2 separate regions of the Homo sapiens genome follow, and region 2 is linked to region 1. A link is a loop called in an ENCODE intact Hi-C map of the cell type or tissue named here. Cell type or tissue: heart right ventricle. All regions are shown on one strand. Each heading gives the region's core, and the rest is flanking DNA. Links, peaks and the distances in the headings are about the cores only.

What was found. Peaks named below come from ENCODE experiments on the same cell type or tissue, not always from the same donor. Only the 100,000 strongest peaks of a DNase experiment are listed, where the experiment ranks them.
Region 2: a loop joins it to region 1, with 2.7 times the contacts of the local background. A loop is called at or near these places in 13 of 110 quality-filtered maps.

The regions. Positions count from the first base shown.
Region 1 is chr2:56,743,674-56,756,309 of GRCh38, reverse strand. It overlaps the pseudogene PPIAP63. Among named protein-coding and RNA genes, the nearest start is that of CCDC85A, 570 kb to the right of the region's middle. In heart right ventricle, for the core only: a CTCF peak has its summit at 6,952 (motif pointing right); no DNase peak of the experiment used is centred there.
Region 2 is chr2:56,281,940-56,294,575 of GRCh38, reverse strand. All of the region lies in intron 2 of CCDC85A (coiled-coil domain containing 85A), which reads right to left. Among named protein-coding and RNA genes, the nearest start is that of CCDC85A, 100 kb to the right of the region's middle. RefSeq lists an enhancer at 5,765-6,964. In heart right ventricle, for the core only: a CTCF peak has its summit at 5,184; no DNase peak of the experiment used is centred there; H3K27ac peaks cover 1,236 bases.

The DNA of each region.
Region 1 (12,636 bases), core at 4,741-9,740:
CTCCCCCATATAAATAAAGTCACATAAATTTAGTCAATATGACCTATTTTTTGAATGTATGTGTCCCTAAGATAATAATCTGAGGCATGTCCTACTCTACATTACAAAACATCTTTAGTTCTTCTGGAGTAAGTGTATTTATGAGATTACAAAAGAAAGTTGAATTAAATTAGTCTAGTCACTACAATTCATTGATATTCCTCAGAGAGTATTCATTTCCAAATATCAAAAAATGAAGGTTTAAGTCAATGTTAAGTGATATTCTGAATCATCTGTCTTTTCCTGCCATAGACATCTATTTCTCCAAGTGCTTCAGAGTGGCAGAAATGGTGTCCACTAGGACAAGACATTCTACAGAGCTTTCCAGCTACTATAGGTTTCCAAGTAGGGAATCAAATTTTTCACATTTGCTTGTACACTGGTATCATCTATAAAATCTGAACATGCAACATTTATTAACTTTTATGCCAAGAACTAAAAGCAAATACAAAAGAAGGGAATTGTCATTGCTTTCCAAGGAAAATGGGTTTTCATCCAAACTAGGATCCTCAGACAGCCTGTTGAGGTGAAACTCCTGCAGGCGATCCAACACAGAGCCTCTTACCCAACAACAACCTCATCTTGGATGAGACTGGGTGATCTTGCCATGTGCTTTTAATCTTAGTCTCCCAGACCTTTGCTTGAAGGGCTTAAAGTAAATATTCTTATATTAAATATCTCTATAAAATATTCTTAAAGAATTGCAGCCACACAATTTCTTTGTGGTTCCTTCATTCTCCTTCCAAATATGCTAAATCAGCTTTGCCTTTGTTATCATTTAATATTTAAAAACAGTCAAAGGTATTAACCAAACTTGGCTTCCGCCTGTTCCTCAAAAACATTCTTGCATTAAATCTTCATTAAAACTTTGCGTGAGCTATTCATGCTGCCTGAAACAATTCTCATCTGTAATGTTTTGAAAACTTTTAAAAACTTACACTTCAGAGTACTTCTGACCCCAGTCTACAGTAACCACCCACTCTTCTGTTCTATTTTAGTGTTACAAATAGTCTTTATAAATGATATATTCCTTATTTTTTATTTGGAGGTGCTGTAGTCAGAAGACAAGCTGAAAGCAGGACCTCATCTGTCTTCTCCACTTGCTCATCCCTGTATCCACATACTTGTAGAACAGTGCCTGACATATATTGGGTACTTAATAATTTTGGATAAAAAATGTGTATATAATTGCAGAAGTAATCTGCAATGCAGTCCGCTGAAGTAATGTATACTTCTGATTAAATGATGAGACTCTACTTTGACCTTCACTCTTGTGGTTGGTGAAGATTAATAAACAGTAGTGAAACAACAAATCTGCCACAAGAGAACTGGCCTTTTGCCACTGTGAGCATCAGCATTTGCTCAGTCTTCAGAAACAGAACAATTTTCTGACTGGCATGTGACTTTAAGAATGGTTGTCAACTTGATTACTGGAAAGTGTCCCCTGAACTGAAAAGAACATCACAGCATAAAATTCTGCCCCTGCAGCTAAAATGGCCTGGCTGCTTCCTCACCAGCAGCTGATGCCAGGCATCCTTTTACTACACCTGCTAGGCAGCCAACTGGGGGAAGCTGCTAGTGCTGTCAAAACTACACAAAATGTTAAAGATAAAAGGATTAGGTGCTGTGTTCGAGAAGGGGTGGAGGATTCAGCACTATACAGAGGACACCTGGAATGATTTTTCAGGCTGGGGAATCAACGGGGAAGACTTAGTTGGAGTTATGTAGATTCCAAAGTAGAGGGTGGGGAAAGAAGTGTGGGAAGCAATTGGGCACACCTTTAGGAAAATCCTTTATCTAAACCTCTCATGGCTTCCCAGGCATCCTGCCAGTTTGGGGTGATCACATCAATATTTATAGCACACCGCGTCAGGGTGCCTATGTTCCCCAGCAGGGGCGATTAATATGTTATATCAACACCTATGACACGACACATTTTATTTCTGTCAACAAAGAAAGAGGTTTCTACTTTCTCTGTCAGCTGAATACCGAAACCTTTTATTTTGCACAATAAACCATCTATCGCTGCAGCTGAAAGATAGATGCTGAACTGCAGTCAATTCTTTAAATAGGTTTCTTCAACTGGCCAGGTGGCCTGTATCAAAAACGAGAAATTCTACTTTTGGTGGGAATAGGCAGACATGACGGGAGGCGTGCAAGGAAAGAAGTGCTTGTTATGGTTTTCAACACAGATATTTGGCACTGAACTGTATACGGCGAGGGAACTACGCAGGGTTTCTGTCCTCAAAAAATTCTGAAATAACGCTAATAAATATGACACATATGACATTAATCTTTTGAGATTATTCTTGAAAAAAATAGTAATATCAAAAGCCTACTCTATAATACTGAGTGACTAAAGGCAAGGGATGCAAAACAATATTTAGTATGCTGCAAATTATTAAAAATACTACGTGTATAGGTATGTATGTTTGCGTGTGTTTAGAGAAAGGCCAAGAACTATATCAATCTTTAACCATGGTTGATGCTGAGGATGTAATTGTGTGTACTTTTTATTTTCTGTGTTAGTTCCCATATTATAAAATACTCTATAATGTATATATATAAAAGATACCAACATAAAAATAAGAAATGCAGGGCACTTTATTTTTAAACAGTGCTTTCTTCTTAAGACATTGAGGTGCCAAGCAAGTGTTAATTTCTAGAATTATGATAAGATGGAAAAATGGATCCCTTGGAGTTCCATTAACAATAAAAACAGCTTTTGTAATTTCCCTCTTAAAAAAGAGAAAACAAGCCCTAGTTTCTTAGATAAGAGAGGAGCACAGTTTGATTTTTTTGTAGTGTGGAAATGAGTTTACTAAGAAATGAAAGTTGGTTGACCCAGGGCTGCAGATCATGCCACAGGTGTTGCTGAAGGTTTTCTCTGTAAAACTGAGTGGGCTGAGGTGAAACTGGGGCTATGGTTCTCCTGTTTGTGCTAGCTGATCCCATCTGAGTGCCGCATCACCACTTCCAGAAATGAGTATGCATGAACTCTTCATGATCCATAGGACTCTAGGCAACATATTCTTGGTATCTACTGAGTTTTTATCACTAATGTTAATGAAGAAATAGATTCTTTGGAGCTGTAAACATCATCAAAATATTCACAGAGTTAATGGGAACAGTTGATTGCAATACACATATACCAGGCCCAAAGTGAGTTCTTGTCCACTTGTCAGGCAAATTGACTTCTTCATAAAATGGCAAAATATTATCTGGCTTATGATTTCTGAAATTTGATAAGAAAATTATGATGGTGCTAGCTGGAATATTTATTAAGAGACTTGTTGTCAGTGTGTTACCTACATTATATCATTTAATTATTACAATCATCCCATTAGGTACATTTTTCTACTATGCCCATTTTGGAGCTGAAGAAAGAGTCTTCGATTAAGCAATTTGCCCACATTCTCACAAATAGAAAGTTGTGTTACAGGAACATAAATACAGGTTTCTTTCACTCTGAAGCCTTTCTGTCTGACACAGCAGATTATTATCCCAAAGACAAAGCTTATGCTTTCCAATAATTTATTCTGAGCATCTATTATGTTCTCAGCATTATTCTCTGTGCCATGGGAGATACAGTGCCCTGGCAATGTTTGACTTTGCCCTCAAATGTTTACAGTCTTAATAGACAAGGCAAATAAATACAAGTAAAACAATTAGCAAATAATTCAAAAGGCAATAATTAAGTGATAATAAAATAAAAACAAGTGACAGCATAATATCACATACAGAGTTTATATTTGAAGTCAAAAACATGGGTTTAAGCAAAGTTCTGTCACATGTCCATATGACTTTAGGCAAATTACTTAACTTGAATCTCGTTCTCTCTCTCTCTCTCTCAGGGATTTGTCTGTCTTTACTGGACTCATATCTGAGATATGAGAAGTTTGTGTGTAAAGCAAAAGGAACTATTTCACCCAATGTCTCTTCCAAATGCTGAGGCACATGCAGCACTGCTTGGATTCACCTCTGAGAGTTGACAACATTAAGACAAACCTGGAGCCAAGTGTACCTCTCTACTAGGAGGGTTCTAGTACCCACAAAGAGGCAGAGAAATAAAAGGCCTGATGCCTGGTGAAGTAGCTACAGAGCCACTGGGGAGAGCAACAGTGGGACCCAGGAAGCAGGTAAGAGACAGTGGGACCCAGCAGAGCGGGGGCAGAGCAGAGGTAGCACTTGGAAAGACACTATCAGAAACATACTAAACTTTGTGGGACTGGGGCAAGAGAAAAAATGAAATCAAGGTAACATACATCTAAATAATTAACATTTATAAGTAGAACTACTAGACTGCCAAATAAAATATGTTCTATCCTCCTGTCTTCATAAGATTCTCAGCTTGACAGCACTGGAAGTGGTTGACTCGCCTCTGGCCAATAGCCTGCAGCTCACCCACTTTTTTTTCTACCCAGGCTCTGCCCAACATTGCAGGTGGCCTCTCAGATACAATGTGAACAACCTAGCCTAAGTGCCTAAGCTCTTTTATAGACCCCACAAACAACTGCCCTGGGCTATCACTCAGGCTTATCAGTGTGTTTTCCCACAGACGGTGGGATCTTCCCTCAGAGGGACAGAATTGGGCAGGTAAGAGCCGGCAGGAAGGTGCTGCTTCTATAGCTGGCAGAATCCTGCAGGGAAGGTAAGTTATGACTGCAAACAGTCTAACCATTTGCAGGAATCTTTCGAAAACTAAAAGAAAGGTAAGAAGTCCTCAAAGCTAAACATTATGACAGGGGTTATTACACCTTTCACATTTGGTATAGATATTTTTGAGGCAACAACACACACAGAGTGCCTCTCGCCCATAAAATAACTCCAGACAAGATACTGAACATGATGAATAAGCATTTGTTAAAAAAATGCATAAATAGACAGAAAAAAAGCATGTGCTTGATCCAAAAGCCATTTAAATCAGAAGGAATTTTTAAAATAAAATCAAAATAAATGAGTGAATAAATAAATATTCAAAAGAAAGTTGAGGTATTGTCATTATCACCATTGTATTGTGAGTGACCAAATAAGCAAGATCAAGTCAAGAAACAAAATACTTATGGTGCAAGTCATGAATTCAAACATAAAATTAAAATATAAAAATCTTACTAATTGTCCATGGAATGAGAGGTAAGTTCTTTGGGCAACGGGTTTTCCAGGTGATTGTATTCTGCCAGTGCAGGCAATGCCTAAGAAACAGCACTTACAAGTGACTCTTAAGAGTTTTACAACAATGAGGCAATTCACACTAAACAGCACGAGCTTTATTTTTTTCAATTTTGGTTATTTAGTTATTATTTCATAATTATAGACTTAACTCTGCAATCCAGCAAGATGTGAAGGGGAATAAGGAAAATATGGAACCCAAAGAATTGCAGCAAAAGCACAAAGATACAGGATATTGCCAGCCTATGGGGTGGAGGGGTGCTCTCTTGAGCTACAGAAGGTATGGCCCAGTGGTTAAGATAAAACACAAGTCAACTTTATTAGAGTTTTCCACAGTCAGCAATGGTAATCTTGCTGGTCTTGTCATTCCTGAACCCAAAGCACTCCATGGCTTCCATGATATTCATGCTCTTTTACCTTGCCAAAGACCACATGATTGCTATCCAACCACTCAGTCTTGGCAATGCAGTGAAAAACTAGGCACTGTTTGTGTTGGGTCTGGTATTCTCCATGGACAAGATTCCAGGACCTGCATGCTCAGGATGAAGTTCTCACCATCAGATTTCCCGTGGTAGAGTGACTTGCTGCCAGTGTCATTAGGGTGTTTGAAATATCCACCCTGGCAGACAAATCCTATAATAATTCTGTGAAAGCAGGAACCCTTACAAGCAAAGCTTTCCTCTCCAGTGCTCAGAGCACAAAAGTTTTCTGCTTTCTTTGAAACTTTGAAAACAGCTTGAAGAGACACAGACTAAAGGTTTACCATAAGGCCACAATGTACAAGCATGGTGGGATTGACCATAGCTGATGACATGCGGCTTCGAGCAGTGGTGGCATCTGCAATGTCAAACAGCATGAACTTTGTATAAATCATGTGACTATAAATGTTTTGGTTGTCAAGTTTATTAGAGCTACTAGTTTTTCCAATCCATAGTGGAAAGGAAGTTATATGAAATGTAATCAAGCTAAGCAATCCTTTCTTGTATCACATAAAACAAGATAAAATAAAGAAAATTTTGTCTTTTTTATGTTAAAAAATAAACCCAGATTGTCTATCTCAAAAACTTGTTCTACCTTATCCTTGGAAGAATTCATGTGAAAAGACCTCTGGGAAAATTGATGACGGAAAACTTACACATTTTTAACACATTGCTCTCTTAACTAAGAGTTACTCCTTGGCAGCCTCAGAGTCTATAAGCAGATATCCTTTTCTTCTATATCAATTTGAGATATAATTTTATTGAGATTCCAACTCACTAGGATTTAAAATGAGACACTTAAGGAAACCAACAGATTCTTTCATGTCCCCAAATTACCTATCTGAAACATTATTTGCCATCAAGGACACTGACTCTGGGAAGTCATGGAGAAGGCTGGCCATTAGGTGATGTTCTCAGCAAGAAGATCACATGGGAGTAATTCCCTGACCCTCCTCTTCATGTTCAAAATAAACCAGCCATCGTTTCATCCTATGTGATCTTCCCAATATAAGCACTGCTAGAAATCCTGGCTTAACCATCCTGAATAAATTTAGCCTATGCAGCCATTCATTGTGTTAAATTCCTTTGCTTCCCTTTGCCTACCACATGTTTACCTTCACTGTGTGTTTTCTATTCAATATCAAAATGTTACTGAATTCATAACAGGTGCTGGTTGACCAAGAGCTTTTTCCATTTTTCTTCTCCCAGTGCCTCCAAAATCAAATGGTTTAAAAATATGTTGTTTCTATCAGTTACCACTAGATGGAGGTACAAATTTTGAAGTGCTACGTAAATGTTACTCATGCATTTCCTGAAAGGTAATGGTACAAAGTCACACATATTATTGTGTTCTTACAGGGCTATACATCCTACTGCCTTGTATAATGCTGAATCCACATACTATTTTAACTCATATTAAGGAAAATATACATATATATTATATATATAATATACCTGTATATGAATAATGGCAAGTCTAAAACTTGTGCATATATATATATACACATTGAAAGATTGAAAGGTCGTTAATAATGAGGTAACTGCTTCTCTGGCATGGTCATAGATAGAGAAAATTCATGGCATATTATTTTATTTGGAACACATTCAGTACTTGACAAAATAGAATAATGTTCGTTGAAATTAGACTGAAGTAAGGGATGTATCTAGGGGACAGTAGACAATAGGTTGAGAACCCCCATGTCTCCTTTCTGCTGCTGTGGGCTTCACATAGGCCTCATGTTTTCTCTGCACCACCCCCCCCAACACCAAGTCACTCCTTATAAAAATCTGCTTTCAAAATGCATCTGGCAGTCTTATTCACATTGAAATATAAATGATTAACATTGTGCTGTGTGCTACCCCATACAGGGAAATTGTTTTTAAATAGGGCCTATAATATTCTCTTGATCCCTGAAATTACTCATAAAGGAGGAACACCAGCCCATACAGAAATGCAGGAAGATTCTGATTTTCTTTTTCTTTACAGTGACATTTGGTACAATGCAGAAAGATGTCTCTAGGCGTGTGATGACTTGGAGAAGCGTAGTTAGCTGCATAATTTCTCAGCCTGGGGTGGCAGCTAGCAAGAGGGAAACTGCATTGACTGCAGCCCGTCAAGAAGAGAACCAGATGAGTCCTTGAGACCTGGGCATTCTGCTCCATGCAGGGAAAAACTAAAGCAAGGTGGGGACTGTGAACTGATAAAATGAGAAATGCAAACAAAAGGAAGACTGATATCTTTTACAGATCTGTGGGGGAATCTTAACTATCCTCCAAGTCTTCGACTATAAAGAAATCAAAATTCACATTATGAGGAATTGGAATTTTAAAAATGGGGCATTACCTAAAGGAGTCCTCAGTATTCATTCTACCTTCAAATATTTGGACTGATTAATTTGTTTTCCTTCTAATCTACGCTACCAATTTAGGAAATGTTACAAAATATCTAGAAAGAGAATTTCTAGAAGTTGCTTTCATTGCAGCAAATAAAAAATGGCAATCTTGGCAAGTTTGCCTCATAAAAATGTATAGCACTTTGATTCTGTACAGGAATGCCTTTTAATATAAATAGATGTCTGCTAATAACTCTGATTAGAAACACTTTGGAGAGAAGAAAATGGGAAGGATGGATCCCATTGACCTTTTTTCCATTTGTTGGGAAAATGCAAATGCCTATTCAGAGTTCAAGCCAGCATCAGTCTTTAATTGCCATGCAATTGTTCTTTAATATGGTTTATTATTGCTTTATAAACTATTGACAGTTTATTCGACAATAGGTTTTTGCCTTCTCTCTTATAGCAAATGTCTCATAAAACAAACAAGCATCTTTGAGACAAATAAGTTAATTACCTTTAACCTGAGACATTTACGTCCATGTGAGCATTAGTGTAATTGGTCAAATGAAAAGATGTGGGTTTATGGAAGCACTGAAAATAGCATGTTGATATATATAGTTTATATATATTCATAAGTTTTCCCAGGGGAAAAAAGCCAACTTAGTGAACTTTTCTACGACACCTGTATTTTATTCATTCACTTATTAAACAAAATTTGAGTAAGCATCTGCAAAAGGAAGGTTTTGTCAGAGTCCTCCCAGAGATTAGAGTCAAGCGTGGTAGATAACCCAAGGATAATGTATAAAAATTTACTTATAATATGGATGAGTACAATAAAGGAAACAGCATATTATGAGAAATTATAATAGGAAACTGGTTTAGTTGGGAGGAGCCACTCAAGGCATCTATGAGAAAGTGGCTTTTGAAGTAAAAATTCTAAAATGACCAGGAATTAGCTAGACAAACAAATCATGGGAACAGAGTCTTGAGCAGAAAGAATAGAACGTCAGAGGGTTCCAAGACAATAACGAGCTTGTCATACTGATAAAATAAAACTTTGCTCACTGAGAAAATGATGCCTCCTCTCCTTTTGGACTCTGACATGTAACATTGGGTTCCTGTTTCAGTAGGGTCCAAACAGAAAACTGATGTCATAAGGATGGTTTCAAATTTATAAACAAGTCAGCAGATTCTAGGAAAACACACACACACACACACAAATGTAGTTAACCTGGGGTTAGCAACCACAGAGCTATTACTATCTTTAGACCAAAGAGAACAATGGAAAAGTGTATAATACAACCTGACAGTGGAGCATCATGTAGAAAAGGCCACCTTGAGTAGAGCAATAACTTTCAGTCTACTGACATAGAGCTAGCTTCACAGTTAGAGAGTCCCACTCTCCTCCCTACCTCTCATTTTCTGCTGAGGCACTTCACTGAAAACCCCACCAGAAGCCAGAGGGAAGAGCCTCTCATAGTAGTCAATACAGCTCAGCCTCCCCAGGTGGCTAACGGAAAAGGTAGAAAGGGATACAGTTGAATCTGGAGGAGCAAATATAAATGCCTGGCACAGTTTGCCATTTCCACAATGAAGAAGGGGTGCCAGGAAGGCGGGTGGCCTTAAGATCAACCATATGCTCATGAAGCAGAAGAAAACTAGCAGCTTTCCATCTTAGCTTCCATTATTTTAACGAGTTTCCTCATCTCTATTATTTCTTTGCCCCCTTGGGTGATTCTACTTCTTATTAGCAAGATTGCTTTCATATTAGCTTCCAATCACACCACATGAGGATACAGAGACCTGATATAACTCTACTTCTCTGCAGGAGTCTCTACACCCTGTTTGCATACTCCTCCAAATTTATGCCTCTAGTATGGTTGCGAATATTCTCACCCATGATGTAGCATGAAATTCTCAGTCTACAAGGTGCATGAGATTTACCTGGTGAGCTTGTTGAAAGGCAAAACCTTGAACCCACCCCTCAGAAATTCTGAATCAGTTGGTCTGGCCTATAACCCTGGAATCTCTATTTAAAACAAGCATGATCTGTGATTCTCATGCATGTGCTTGAAGGAACACATGTTGAGAAACTCTTGGTATAGTTGCTCCACTAAAGACAGCATATTACTGATGATGCATTTCAGAAAAAAAATTAATGTATACAACAATATTTAAGAAAATAGAAATTTTGGTAAAAGCTATATGATGCCAAAAATAGAAACAGAACTATGCAGTGATTTGCTTAATTCACAAGTAAAACTAAAAGTGAATGGAGTTACTACAATAAATATTCAGTTGTTAGTGATGTGAACTGCAAAGGTTTTACATTTTCCTATGATCAATCAGTGAATAATGGTTCATGGTACTTTGGCTTTATATTTCTCTAAGAACTGACCCCCAGGGTCACCTAATTTTAATTTCTAATTGACACATAATAACCTTTGGAATCAACCTAAGTGTCCAACAATAGATGAATGAATAAAGAAAATGTAGTATAAATATATAATGGAATAGTAATCAGCCACTAAAAACAAAATTCTTTTATTTGCAACAACAAGTATGAATCTAGAGGTTACTATGTTAAGTGAAATAAACCAGACACAGAAAAACAAATACTTCATGATCTCACTCATATATGAATCTTAAAAAGTTGATCTCTTAGAAGGAATGATGAGAACAGTGATCATGTAATGATTTTCATACCAACATTTCAAGTCACTGGGGGAGTTTATACCTTAAAGGAAACTTGTAAATTGTTTTGTATTGTTAAATATTTTTTAATGTGAAAGGGAATTCTCTGCAGGATATATCAGCTTTTTTATTTATTTATATTTATAAGGTTTTCATATAGAGAAAAAGTCAATAAACTTTTTCTGTAAATGGAAAGATAGTAAATAGTTTAGGTTTTGCTGGACATAAAATGGTCTCCGCCAAAATTGATCCTGCTATTATAATGTGAAAGGAGCTATAGACAACACAAAAGCAAATTAATTTGTTTCAATAAGACTTTCTTTGTGGTCACCAAATTTATAATTTTATATCATTTTCACAGGTCATGAAAGATTCTTCCTTAATTTTTTTCAACCATTTAAAAAGATGAAAAACATTCTTTCTTCATAGGTTGTGTAAAAAATAGATGCTGGGTTATAATTTGTTGGCTCCTAATTTTAGACAATCTTGGGGGTTATGGTAATTAGAACACATAGAATTTATTTTTTCTTATTCCTAGACATAAAGCATGAAAAATATTAGGTCCTCAAGCAATCCATGATACCTATCTATAATTCCCAACTGGGTCTTAAAGGAAAGATAAGGAAAAAGACAAATCACAAAGACCTGTGATTGAGTCCCAGCTGGTTGTTTCACCTCCACAAACTGTGTCACCTTGGGCAAATTACTTCTCTGTAGGCCTCACTTCCTTCACCTATTGAAGAGGTTGATTATCCCCACTTCACAATGTTACTATGATAATTTTTTTAAAAAGTTAATAATATAAGTATTCACCACTGTGTCTGGTACCTTAAAAATGCCTCTTAAAGATGAACCTCTTTCTCTTTGGTTAAAATAAAAATAATTTACTGATTATAATCAAATCCTGGTATTCACTTAACTGTAGTTCTCAACCTTGGCAGAATATGAGAACTTCCAGGAAGAGTTATAAACTTTTGATGATAGAGCAACAATCCTAACCAAGTAAATCAGTATCTCTTGATGGATGGGACCCAAGACTCAGTATTTTTAAAGCTTCCCAGTGTGCACCCAAGGTTGAAGGCCTTCACCTTTCACCTTGCTATTTCTTAAACAAAAAAAATGAAACATCAATGCTTCTGTTGTCATCATGTAAATGTTGGAGACATTGGTAAGCAGTTTACTTGGTCATTTATCTCTCTCTCTCAAATAGACTTCTCTTCTGCTCCACTACCTGCCCCGCCACCACTCTTGACATCCCACTGCAAGTTGTTTGGGTTATTCTTTATCACTGAGCTCCTACAGTTCCCTATCTCCTCCAATTTTTTCTTATCCTTCCCTCTAACCCCACTTCATCATCACACAGACAGCCAAGGAGGACCTGGCTGGAAAAGCTTGTAGCACGAGCACATGTATCAACTGGAAAGGGAAGGAGAGACTGAGGACATGACCATATCTCTGTGGATACCTAGGAAAGAAATCAAAATTGCTGAAATTGGACCCTCCATCATGAGCAGCCAGAGAGGCAATAGTAATGCCAAGTCTATACAGGATTGCTAAATGACAGGAAGACACCAAAGGTCAACTGGAGTGGCCACATTAGAGGATTCCACTCCAGGTGACTGTAGTAGTCTCAGACAGTAAAGGATCGGAGTTACAGCAAACAGCACAGTACAGAGATGTGATTTAGTGGCCAGTAATGTATATTTTAATCATATTTTTAATTTAACTTTTATATTTTTCATAACTTCACATTCGATACATTTTTCAAATATTAGCATTTGAAAAGCATGAAGCAAGGAGATTGTTAATTCTGTTAAATATATTTTCACTTTTTTTTTTTTTTTTTTACAAAATGCCAGGGTTGCAATATCACGCCCCCCAACACACACACACACACACACACACACACACATACATAC
Region 2 (12,636 bases), core at 2,797-7,796, 460 kb after region 1:
GACAAGGAAATAAACTAATTCCAAGAAGCCATTCCTAGATCAAGGTCAGTGAGTGCATAACACTGGCCTTAACCATTCCTACAGAATGAATAAAAATGCCATGACTTGGAAATCTGATTTTTTAAAAATTTTATTTAAGTTATGGTATACATGTGCAGGACGCGCAGGTTTGTTACATAGGTAAATGTGTGCCATGGTGGTTTGCCACATCTATCAACCCACCACCTAGGTATTAAGCCCAGCGTGTAATAGCTACTTATCTTGATGCTCTCCTTCCCCTGCCACCCCCCAAAAGGCCCCAGTGTGTATTGTTCTCCTCCTTGTGTCCATGTGTTCTCATTGTTCAGCTCCCACTTATAAGTGAGAACATTCGGTGTTTGATTTTCTGTTCCTGCGTTACTTTGCTGAGGATAATGGCTTCCAGGTCCATCCATGTCCCTGCAATGGACATGATCTCATTCCATTTTATGGTTGCACAATATTCCATTTTCTTTACCCACTCTATCATTGATGGGCATTTGGGTTGATTCCATGTCTTTGCTATTGTAAATAGTGCTGCAATAAACATAAGTGTATATGTATCTTTATAGCAGAATGATTTATATTCCTTTGGGTGTATACCCAGTAATGGGATTGCTGGGTCAAATGGTATTTCTGGTTCCAAATCTTTGAGGAATTGCCACACTCTCTTCCACAATGGTTGAACTAATTTACATTCCCACCAACAGTATAAAAGCATTCCTATTTCTCCACAGCCTCACCAGCATCTGTTGTTTTTTGACTTTTTAATAATTGCCATTCCAACTGGTGTGAGATGGTATCTCATTGTGGTTTTGATTTGAATTTCTCTAATGATCAGTGATGTTGAGCTTTTTTTCATGTGTTTGTTGGTTGCATATATGTCTTCTTTTGAGAAGTGTCTGTTCATGTCCTGTGCCCACTTTTTGATGGAGTTGTTTTTTTCTTGTAAATTTAAGTTCCTTGTAGATCTGAATATTAGACCTTTGTCAGACGTTTTCTCCCATTCTGTAGGTTGCCTGTTCACTCTGATGATAGTTTCTTTCGCTGTGCAGAAGCTCTTTAGTTTAATTAGATCCCATTTGTCAATTTTTGCTTTTGTTACAATTGCTTTTGATGTTTTTGCTATGAAATCTTTGCCTCTGCCTATGTCCTGAATGGTACTGCCTAGATTTTCCTCTAGGGTTTTTATAGTTTCGGACTTTACATTTAAGTCTTTAATCCATCTTGAGTTAATTTTTGTATATGGTGTAAGGAAGGCGTCCAGTTTCAATTTTCTGCATATGGCTAGCCAGTGGAAAACTGATTTTACAGGCCTATCTCTGGTATAACTTTGGCTTTTCTCCACATGGAATCCTCCAGCCTAGAATGTTGTAACAAGTACATCTGGTAGACAGCTAACGGGACCTAATACATGCCACAGATGTTAACTCCCCTTCTATCAAAGCTGCCAGCCAGTACCCAGGGGGCATGAGCTCTGACTCTGGTCTTCTCCAGCTGGGGGTAGCCTGGTCCACTCATTGCCCTGCACTGTAAACCTGCTCTCATTTCTATGTGTGCCATGACATGGAAAAGCTGGAATGGTGCTCTAAACCCCCTTGATTTCTGCCAACTTGACTATCAATTGGGTTTAGAAGATTATCTGCTCTATTTTAAAATCTAAGGAAAGTGATGCCAATATAGGTTTGCACACTATCTCATGTTCAGCTTCTTTTTATAAGCAATATCATAAATGTCAATGATGGGCCATAATGGAATAGAATGATACTCAGCCAGAAACAAAAATCCTTCCCTATGACAGCCACAGTGTCTTCATGGCCTCTGAGAAGAAGTATGTACAAATGATATATCCAGGGGTCTCATGTCCCAGTGTAAGCCAGAATGAATCATATAGAGTTATTTATTTCCTTATGTATTTATTTATTGCCTAGGTGAGAGGCAGGTACGAGAGGCCTACAACACTAAAAGCAGGCAAAACTAATTTATTTTCCCCATCCTACTTAAATCTAACTAAATAATCACATCATTCTCCTCTTTTCAGGAGACTGAGAGAGGGTTGTGGAAGGCAGAGGGGTCTATAGGTCCCTGTGAAGACCAAAACTAAAAGGTCTGGACCAAAAGGAAATAGGAGAAAATGTGTATCCTTTATCAAGTTGAAAATTATACTGCAACTCAGGCCGGATGTGGTGGCTCACTCCTGTAATAGCAGCACTTTGGGAGGCCGAGGCGGGTGGATCACGAGGTCAGGAGATTGAGACCATCCTGGCTAACACGGTGAAACCCCGTCTCTACTAAAAATACAAAAAAATTAGCCAGGTGTGGTAGTGGTTGCCTGTAGTCCCAGCTACTCGGGAGGCTGAGGCTGGAGAATGGCATGAACCCAGGAGGTGGAGCTTACAGTGAGCTGAGATGGCGCCACTGCACTCCAGCCTGGGCGACAGAGCAAGACTCCGTCTCAAAAAGAAAAAACGAAAAGAAAATTATACTGCATCTCAGAATGTGCCTGTGATGCAATAATAAATGTTTTTAACTCAGGCATTTGTTTTACTGAGACACATGTCTCAAATATGCCTAATCCCCTCCATCTGTCTCTTTAAATACCACTGTAGTGCAAGCTAGCCTTTGCCATCTCTCACCTGGGCCTGCACCAGCCTCCCACTGGGCTCTCTACTTCCACTCATCCTGGCTACAATTCTCCCTTCAGGAGTCAGCGTGAACGTTCTCACAGGTAAATCAGGTTACATCCTCCCTCTCCCTAAAAGTCTAAAAAAAAAAAAAAAAAAAGCCTTCCCATTTTTCTTTGAGTAAAAACCAAACATGTAATTCAGCCTACAGGGCCTTACGTGTTCTATCTACATTTCCAACCTTTCATGCTATGTGTCCCTTTGTCTACAAAGTTCCCAACACATCAGGCTCTGATAGCCCACCAAACATTCTTTCCCACTTTAGGGTCTTTGTACTTACTGATCTCTCTGATCTTCTCCCAAATTTTCAAGGGAACAGTATCTTTCTACCCTTTAAATCTACAGCTTAAATATCATCTACTCAGGGAGGCCTTTTCCAATCGCCTTAGCCATAGTAGCCCCCACACTGCTATTTTCTCTGCAGCCACTGTCACTTACTTTACAGCACTTACCACCAGCTCTTTTCACTAACTAATGATATGTTCAGTCCATTATGCCTTTATCTCACTCTCTAATGCTGTCTTGTTCACCCCAGTGCCCAGCACAGTGCCTGTCTCCTAATGGAGGTCTCCATCAGTACTTGCTGATTGACTAATAGATGAATAAATGAGAACCCACAATATGGTTAGATCCATCTATGCATCTTTTTGTCACTGAGCCTCTACTCAAAGATTAAGACATCAAGTTTTTCTTAGTTCTCTCATTATTCTACGTGTACTCCTCAAAATTTGCCTCTATATGAGAAAGGAATACATTTACATTTTACAAAAACCGAAGTTTCACAATTCATCATCAGTTGTGCCAATAGCAACTGCCATATAACCCGCAACATAAGTTCTTCAAATAATCCCCCAAAAGAGTTACATGGTCAAATGAATCTGCAAAACACTACACATTTTTTTTCTTTTTCTGGTTTTGGCTTGGAAACCCACAGTGTGTTTTAGCATATTAAAGACACCAAAAGAATTACAGTAAGGAAACCTGACTTTGTTTTAACCCAAGATTTTCCAAGCTCGTGGCAAAAGAGCCAATTTTTCTACTAATGCCAATTAACATCCCTACAAACTAGTATACCTCAAAATAGAATTTGGAAACAATTTTCTAGATAACTGTATAGAGGAAAGTGCCAAATGTAGTTTTCTTGAGAGATGTCCTTTTGGTTCACAGTAAAGAAGCTGGTGATAAAATTTGAAACATTAACAATGATAATTAAAAATCAATTATCTATAGACCAGGGGTTTTGATTACATAATTTCAGAATTATCTACACTATTTGCTTCTTCTGCCTGTCTTCTAGATAGTTAAATGATCACCACTAGTGATGTTATTAACTATGGATTCAACAAACAGCTAAGTTTGAAACAGTGAAACAGCAAAATTTCACCATGGACACAAATATAATTCATTTGCCATAGTAGAGGGGCACAGAATCAGGCATATTTGATCACCTGTAAACACAGGAAATGGCAAAAAAAGCCTGTTCTCTTTCCCACCCCCACAGCTATAAATGACAGATATTCATAGGGCCCCTCCAACCAAAACCAGAAAAAAAAAGCAGACTGAAAAAAATAGAGATTCCATGTTAGTATTAGCAAAAATGTTACACCTCTATCATTTACATGGATTATATAGTTAATAATTAACTAGCTAGGATGACAGAAAGATAATGGCTTAAATCTAAGACTGATCTTTGAGTGATTACAGACATAGAGCTTGAGGACTCACTACAATTGAAATGTCAGCACTGATGCAAGAATAAAAGAAGAGAATTATAGAAGGATGTGGCCAGAATAGGGCAGAGCAGAGCAGCAGACTGTAGAATAACTCAGAACCAGACAATAGCAGGAAATGAGGGTCTGGCTTGAACCAGGACAATCACCACCTCGACCCCTCTGGGATAAGGTTTGACCCATAGCCTAGTACCAGAGACAAGTTCTTCAGTTTGATCTGCAGTTGAAATATAAAATATTAAGTATTAAAATAGAAACCATCTGACAAAGATATCATACTTTACTGCCAGCGTGTTCTTATAAGACCAGAATGTCCTGGTGGACTTTAACTATACCCCCTCCAAAAATAATAAAACCATTAAATTAAGCTTCATTAATTGAAAACTCATGACAATTCGGACAACAGAGATGAGGTTTACATACTCTGTAAAAAGTAGATGGAAAGCAGATGAATAGTGGAAAGAAGATGGTAGGGATGACCACTGAGATCTTTTCAAGATCTGGTCCATGCCTACATCTCCGCCTCACCTCTCACAATCTCCCATGCCACCTCTACCACTGTTGTACCCTGTGCTCCAAGCATACTAAACTACATAGACTCCCAAGTGTGCCACCCTCTCTCATGCTGCTCCCTCTGGTTATAATGTCCTTCTACCACCCATATCACCCCCTTTGCCCAATGAAATCCTACTCAACTTTCAAGACTTGGCTCAGATGCCTTTCATGAGCTCCTCTTCAACCCAACCTGGGGTAACTGCATCCCCTAGTGTTCATACAGTCCTATCAGAATACTTACACTATGTTGGATGATCTATTTTCTTGACAACTTATTTGCCAGGCCTATATCCCCATGTCTGTCATACTGAATAGTAAACAATAACCAATAAGCATAGGTAGAATAAATAAATACATTAAAAAAATCCATATGCAAAGAACAGAGAGAAAAAAAGAGTGGTAATCTGAATCTGAAGTCAGCTGATAATAAGAAATCATGGGTCCTGTGTTGCCTACTGACTTATGAACCTGAATACTTTCATTTGGCATGCTAACTACAGCTTGGGCAGTTCTGCCTGTACCCTGGAACCCGGGTCAGCACTCCAGGTCCTTATCTCATTCTAGTGCTACTTAGGCCACCTCTGCTTACATTATTGAAACTCTTACTGCCATGTTAGTGAAACTATCAGCAACTAAAGGGTCATAAGGCTCTCTGTACACAGACCTTTAGAAATAATTATCACTTCACTGCAGAGAGCAGATGTGATTTCTCCCCGCAACACAAGTCATGTGAACCATTAATGTAGACACCAAATTACACATTTTCAAGGTTCACTGACTAGGAAAATGGTGTTAATTTTGGTGCTCTGGTCTTAGGATGTATAATTTAGGCACAAACAGATTTGTTTTTTAAAAAATATTGATTTAACTTTAATGATGATTTTTGGGGTGGGGGGGGCATGGTGGGAAGAAGCAACAGGGCCCCAGGAGATGAAATGCATTTCTCTATCGGTGTGTTGGAAAATACACCACTAAACTCGGTTCTGGAAATGTCATTTTCATGCCAAATTAAAGGTAAACATAATTATGTCTCACACATCAAAAGTACCTAATTAGACACACTCTTTGAGGCTAAAATATGCATGCAGACATAACTAATTTTAACTTACTTCATAATAACTTCATTATTTATGAAGTATCAATCAAAAACATTAAACTAGTTTGTATTTATAAGAAGATCTTAAAAACTGACAGTGATTTCCATTGTAATTCATTCCCGGTTTTCTGCTTTGGGAAATACACAAGTGTCTGTTCCTTTTTATCTTGATGCTAAAAGGAAAAAAAAAAAAAGAACCAAAGGAAATTTTAAGTAAGGAGTGGTGGGAAGTGAAGATAAAGCTTTGTGAGTCATGATGAATTTGCCACAAATAAAAATGCTGGGACTGTGACCAGGTAGAAAACTATTCATCACACAAATCTGAAGACCTCTGTCTACTCCATCCCTCTGTAATGAATAATTACCATGGCATTAGTGCTCCTACTCAGCTGTGGGGAGTAAACTGTCAATCATCCCAAGATATGGGTTCAGGGGTGAAGCTGACGCCAGGCTCTGTAAAGGAGCCTCTGAGAAGGACTGGATGGAAAGAGACCCCAAAGCTTCCCCAGAGGGCCTCTGCTATGATTTAAAACACCCTATGGCAGCTCTCTGTGGAAGACGAAAAACTCAAAGACAACAGGAAAGAAACTTAAAAGGCCTACAGTCCTGCTCTAAATAGGAGAAAAATTTCACACTCCCAAAAGTAGTCCACATTTATATGCACAGAATGTTGTATGCTGGGTGCTACAATGTCCCATTTCTTAAAATCAGGCAAACTGTGAAAAGAGGAAGAATTTGAAAATGGTAAAGTGAGAAAATAAAGGAGAAAGAATTGGCTTAGAGCCAAGAAAGAAGAGGCCTGTAAACACTGTCTCTGAAAGGGTGAGTTTGGTGTAGATCTGACAGAAAAAGAATGTGAAATGACACAGAATCAACCATACAACTCTAATATGCATTCCACAAAGAATGTGACTTCAACTTCAGATCATGACAGAGTTATTGGAACTGGGTCTGTCTGTCCTCCTGCCATAAACAACTAGAAAGTTGGTGGAATACTGGCCTGTTTTCAGACATTGGACAATAGGCAATGGAAGATAGTAATTGTTGAGAGAAGAGAAACTGTCAAGATGAAATCATGTTTGCCCTGGTTTTCTGCCTGAGGACACTTTCCAGACTGTGGCAAAGGAAAGTGAAGCCCAAGTAGAGAACTATGTCCCTGAACTGAGGAGATGCAAATTGAAGCTCGCAGCCACTGAAGCAACCAGAATGTGTAGGGCAGAGTACTGGAAATAAGACAATTCCACAGGAGGAAACAGGGCACTTAGAAGTTAGCTTGAAGGTCTCCCATGAGTCCTTGACAAAAGTCTGGGTTACAAAAGTGAAGAGTGAAACTCTGTCAGCCCTAGCAGAAAGTAACTACTGCAAGCCTGGGAGATGAACAAAAACACCAGATGTCATAACTATGCTGAGAGACATTGGAGCCCTGGTTCAGTCAGAGTGGAAAGATGTCAAACACCTCAGCATTCAGTTAAAACCACAGAAAGGGCACCCCTTGGAGAAAACACCACTCCCTAAAGTAAAGGTCGTGTCTGTAGGTATAAGGATAAAACCTAAAATAGAGCCAACCTAAAGGGGAATAAAACCAAGTCCAACAGGATCAAGAAAACCCACCAGTAATTTAACTGCTTTCCAGAAGAAAATTCAATTTCCTTTCAAAGAACACAACATACCCCAGATTCCCTACCAGGAATTATCCTTGATGTCCAATTTACAATAAAAAATGAACAAGTCATACAAAAGTAGAAATACATGACTCATAATAAAGAAAAATAAGCAGCCAATACAGAGACCAAGAGATGACCCAGATGTAAAAATGAGTAGATGGGATTTTAACATAGTTATTATAAATATGTTCAAGGGCTTAAAGGAAAATATGGACATATAAATGAACATATGGAGAAATCTTAGCAGAGATATGAAATATATAAAAGAAAGCCAATTCTAGTAGTAAAAAGTAATATGAAAAATTTAGCAAGTAGTCTTAGTAGCAGATTGAAGACTACAGCATAGAGGATCAATGAGTTGGAAGACAAATCAATAGAAATTATCCAATTTGAAGAACATAGATGAAAGCATTTTAAAAAAATTTTTTAAAAACAGCCTCAGTGAAGACAGCTTCAATAATACTAAGTGGTCTAACGTGCAATTGTTAGCTGACAGAAAAAGAAAAGAGACAATGGAACAGAAAAATATTTGAAGAAATACTAGCTGAATATTTTCCAATATGATGAAAAACATCTACCTATAGATCCAAAAAAGCTCAGTGAACCATAAATACAGAAATACAAAACAAATTACAACTAGGCACATAATGTCAAACTGCTAAAAATCAAAGATACAGAAAAAAATCATACAAGCAGCCTGAGAAAGATGCGTACATTAATGACAGAGAAATAATTATTCAAATTACAACTGGCTTCTCATCAGAAATAATGGACCCAAACAACAATAAAACATCTTTATATTGTTGGGGGTCGGGGTGGGGGGGACTGTCAACCCAAAATTCTATACCCAATAAATATATCCTTCAAATCTGAGGTTGAAAAAAACCATTTGCAGAGATAACACAGCCTAAGAAGATTTATATCCAACAGACCTGTACTACAAAAAGAAATTTCTTCAGGCTAAAGGCAAATGATACCAGCCGAACACACATAGGAAGCAAAGAACAACACTGGAAATAGTGCATATGTGGGCAAATATAAAAAGCAACCCTTTTTCTCTTAACTTCATTAAAAGAAAACTATTTAAAGGCATATAGTATAGGGTTCATAATGCATATAGTATAGGGTTTATAATGCATATAGAAGTAAAATATATGACATAACACAAAAGCCAGGGGAGTAAAATGTAATTATATAATAAAAAATTCTTAAACATGAAGTGTAGATAAGAATATTATTAATTATATTATTAATTATATTATATTATATATTATGTTATATTATATATAAATAATATAATTACATTATTAATATAATATACTATAATAATATTATTAATGTAATATTAATATAATATAATTAATAATATAATTAATTATATTATTAATATAATTAATCGATAAGAACATTAAATAAAATGTACTCGGCCAGGTGTGTTGGCTCACGCCTATAATCCCAGCACTCTGGGAGGCCAAGGTAGGTGGATCACTTAACGTCAGGAGTTCAAGATCAGTCTGGCCAACATGGTGAAACCCCATCTCTATGAAAAACACAAAAAAATTAGCTGGGCATGGTGGCATGCGCCTGTAATCCCAGCTACTTGGGAGGCCGAGGCAGGTGAATTGCTTGAACCTGGGACGTGGAGACTGCAGTGAGCTGAGATTGTGCCACTGCACTCCAGCCTGGGCGACAGAGTGAGACTCCATGTAAAAGAGAAAAAAAAAAAAGAAAGAAAAGAAAGGTAAGTCAAAACTCTATTCAAAAAGCAGACACTGCCAGACTGGATGAAAACACAAAATCCAACATTTTGCTGTCTTAAAGAGACTAATATAAAATGTAAAGCCATATATATGGGGTCAAAGTAAAAGGATGAAGAATATATACCATGCAAATAATCTGCATAAGAAAGCTGGTGTGGTTATGTTAATAACAAAAAATAGTCTTTAAGACAAGGATTATTATTGTAGATAATGAAAGACAATTCATAATGATTAAAAGGTCAACTTTTTTGGAAGATAAGTTGTAAATACTTATCAGTTATAAATACTTATGTGCATAAGAAAAGAACTTCAAAATAAAAGAAGCTGATAGAACTAAAGGCAGAGAGACAAACACACAAGAGCAAACCAAACATTAGTAAGGATTTAGAAGATTTGGGCTGGGCATGGTGGCTCACGCCTGTAATCCTGGCAGTTTGGGAGGCCAAGGCAGGTGGATCACTTAAGGTCAGGAGTTCAAGACCAGCCTGGCCAACATGGTGAAACTCCATCTCTACTAAAAATAGAAAAATTAGCTGGGCCTGGTGGTGCACACCTGTAATCCCAGCTACTCAGGAGGCTGAGGCAGGAAAATCACTTGAATCTGGAAGGCTGAGGTTGCAGTGAGCCTAGATCACGCCACTGCACTCCAACCTGGGCAACAAGAGTGAAACTCCGTCTCAAAAAAAATAAGAAGATTTGAACGTTATCAATCAATATGACTTGAAGAACATTTAGAAATCACTATATTCAGAAATGTAGAATTCAGATTCTGTCAAGTGCAAACAGAATATCAATCAAGAAAGAGCAATAAAAGACATAATAAATTTCAAAAATGTTGAAATATTATAGATCATAATATGGGAAAACAATAGAAATAAACTAGAAATCAATAAGGATATCTAGCAATGCCCAAGTATTTAAAAATTAAACAACACATTTGTAAATAACCTATTTATCAAAGAAAAAAATCACAGGGAAATAGAAAGTAATGAATGACAAAAATACAGTATATCAAAATTTATGAGATGTAAATAAAGCAATGCTTAGAGGGAAATGTAGAGTTTTAAATACTTAGAAAAGATAAAAGGTTTAAAATCAGTGATTTAAGTTTCCTTTTTAAGAAGCTATGGAAAAAGACAAGAAAATTAGACCCAGAGTAAATAGAAGAAAATGATATAGGTAATACAAATTAACTTAAGTAGAAAACGCACAAACAATAGACAAAACTAACAAAGCTAAAGTTTGTTCATTGGAAAGATCAGTGAAATTGACAAACTACTATCAATACAGATCAAAATAAGAAAATAATACAAATTGGAAATGTCAGAAAGATATGTCATTACAGATCCTACAGATATCACAACTCATACCAGTAATTTTACTAATGTAAATGAAATAGATTTCCTTGAAAAATACAAGTTACCAACATTGATTCAAGAAGAATCAGCATAACTCTAATGCCAAAAACCAACCAAAGAACCATTTTATGTTTAAAAGTTACATATCAGAATTCATCATAAAAATAGACCAAAAGAATCAAAAAGCAAATCTGGTGAAAGTAATAGTAAATCCAAAACCAGCAAATGTTAGAAAAGAAACTTTCATAACCAAGTGGAATTTATTCAAAAAATAAGTTTGAACAGTCAAAGTGAATCAGTGTAACACATTTTAGTGTAATAAAGAAGAAAAGCCATATTGTCACCACAGTCACCAAAAAATTTGACAAAATTAACACCTATTCATGATTTTAAGAAAAACTCCCAAGAGACTGGAATAGAAGGAAGAACATTATGAAGAATATCTACAAAAAGTGACAAGTAACACTGTGAAATACTGAATGCTTTTCCTCTAAGATCAGTAGATGAGTAGAGTACTTCTACCGAGTATAGCATTTGAGTTCTGAGTATGTACATCAACACAATAAAAATAAATAAACTACACATATTGGAAAGTAAGAAGTAAAACTGTCTTTATTTGCAGATACATGATTGTTTACATAAAAATCCTAAATATTTTACTAAATATCTACTAGAATAAAAGAATTTAATATTGTCGTAGGATACAAGGTCAATATATAAAAATCAACTGTGTATTTCTATATACTAGAAGAAAAAAAGAAAACATTTTAGTACCATTAACAATACTATAAAAATTAAGTCATTAGGAATGAATTTAACAAAAGATGTGCAGTGCTACTATTCTATAAAGTACAAAACACTGCTAAGAGAAATTAAAGCAGTCCAAATAAATGAAAAGTATGGCCGGGAATGGTGGCTCACGCCTGTAATCCCAGCACTCTGGGAGGCCGAGGCGAGAGGATCACATGAGGTCAGGAGTTCGAGACCAGCCTGGCCAACATGGTGAAACCCCGTCTCTACTAAAAATACAAAAATTAGCTAAGCATGGTGCCGCATGCCTGTAATCCCAGCTACCTGGGAGGCTGAGGCAGGAGAATAGCTTGAGCCTGGGAGGCGGAGGTTGCGGTGAGCCGAGATCGCGCCATTGCACTCCAACCTCGGCAACAACAGCTAGACTCCATCTCAAAATAAATAAATAAATAAATGAAAAGTCAATGAGAAGATTTCATATTATTAAAATATATAGACACAACACAATCCAAATCAAAACATCAGTCTTTCTTTGTAGAAATTGATACAATTACTTTAATATATACTTGACCTCAAATTGTTGAAATAATCTTAATCAACAACAACAAAAATGTAGAGGACTCACACTATTTGATTTCAGGACTTACTACAAAGCTACAGTTATCAAGACAGTGTTGTATTAATGTAAGGACAGACAAACATAACAACAGAATCTAAAAAAAGATCCACACATATATGGCCAATTGATCTTTGACAAGGGTGCCAAGGTAATTCAATGGAGGAAAGAACAGTCTTTTCAACAAATTGTACCTCGATATCCATAAAAAAAAAACTCTCAAAATTTTCCTCACATGTTAGGAACTAATAATAATAACAAAATGGATCACAGACCTAAAGATGAAATCTAAAATAATTAAAGTTGTAGTTAAAAACATAGGGAATAACATTTGCAATCTTAGAGTATGCAAAGATTTCTTAGGATACAAGTACAGACCACAAAATTTTTAAATGGATATACTGA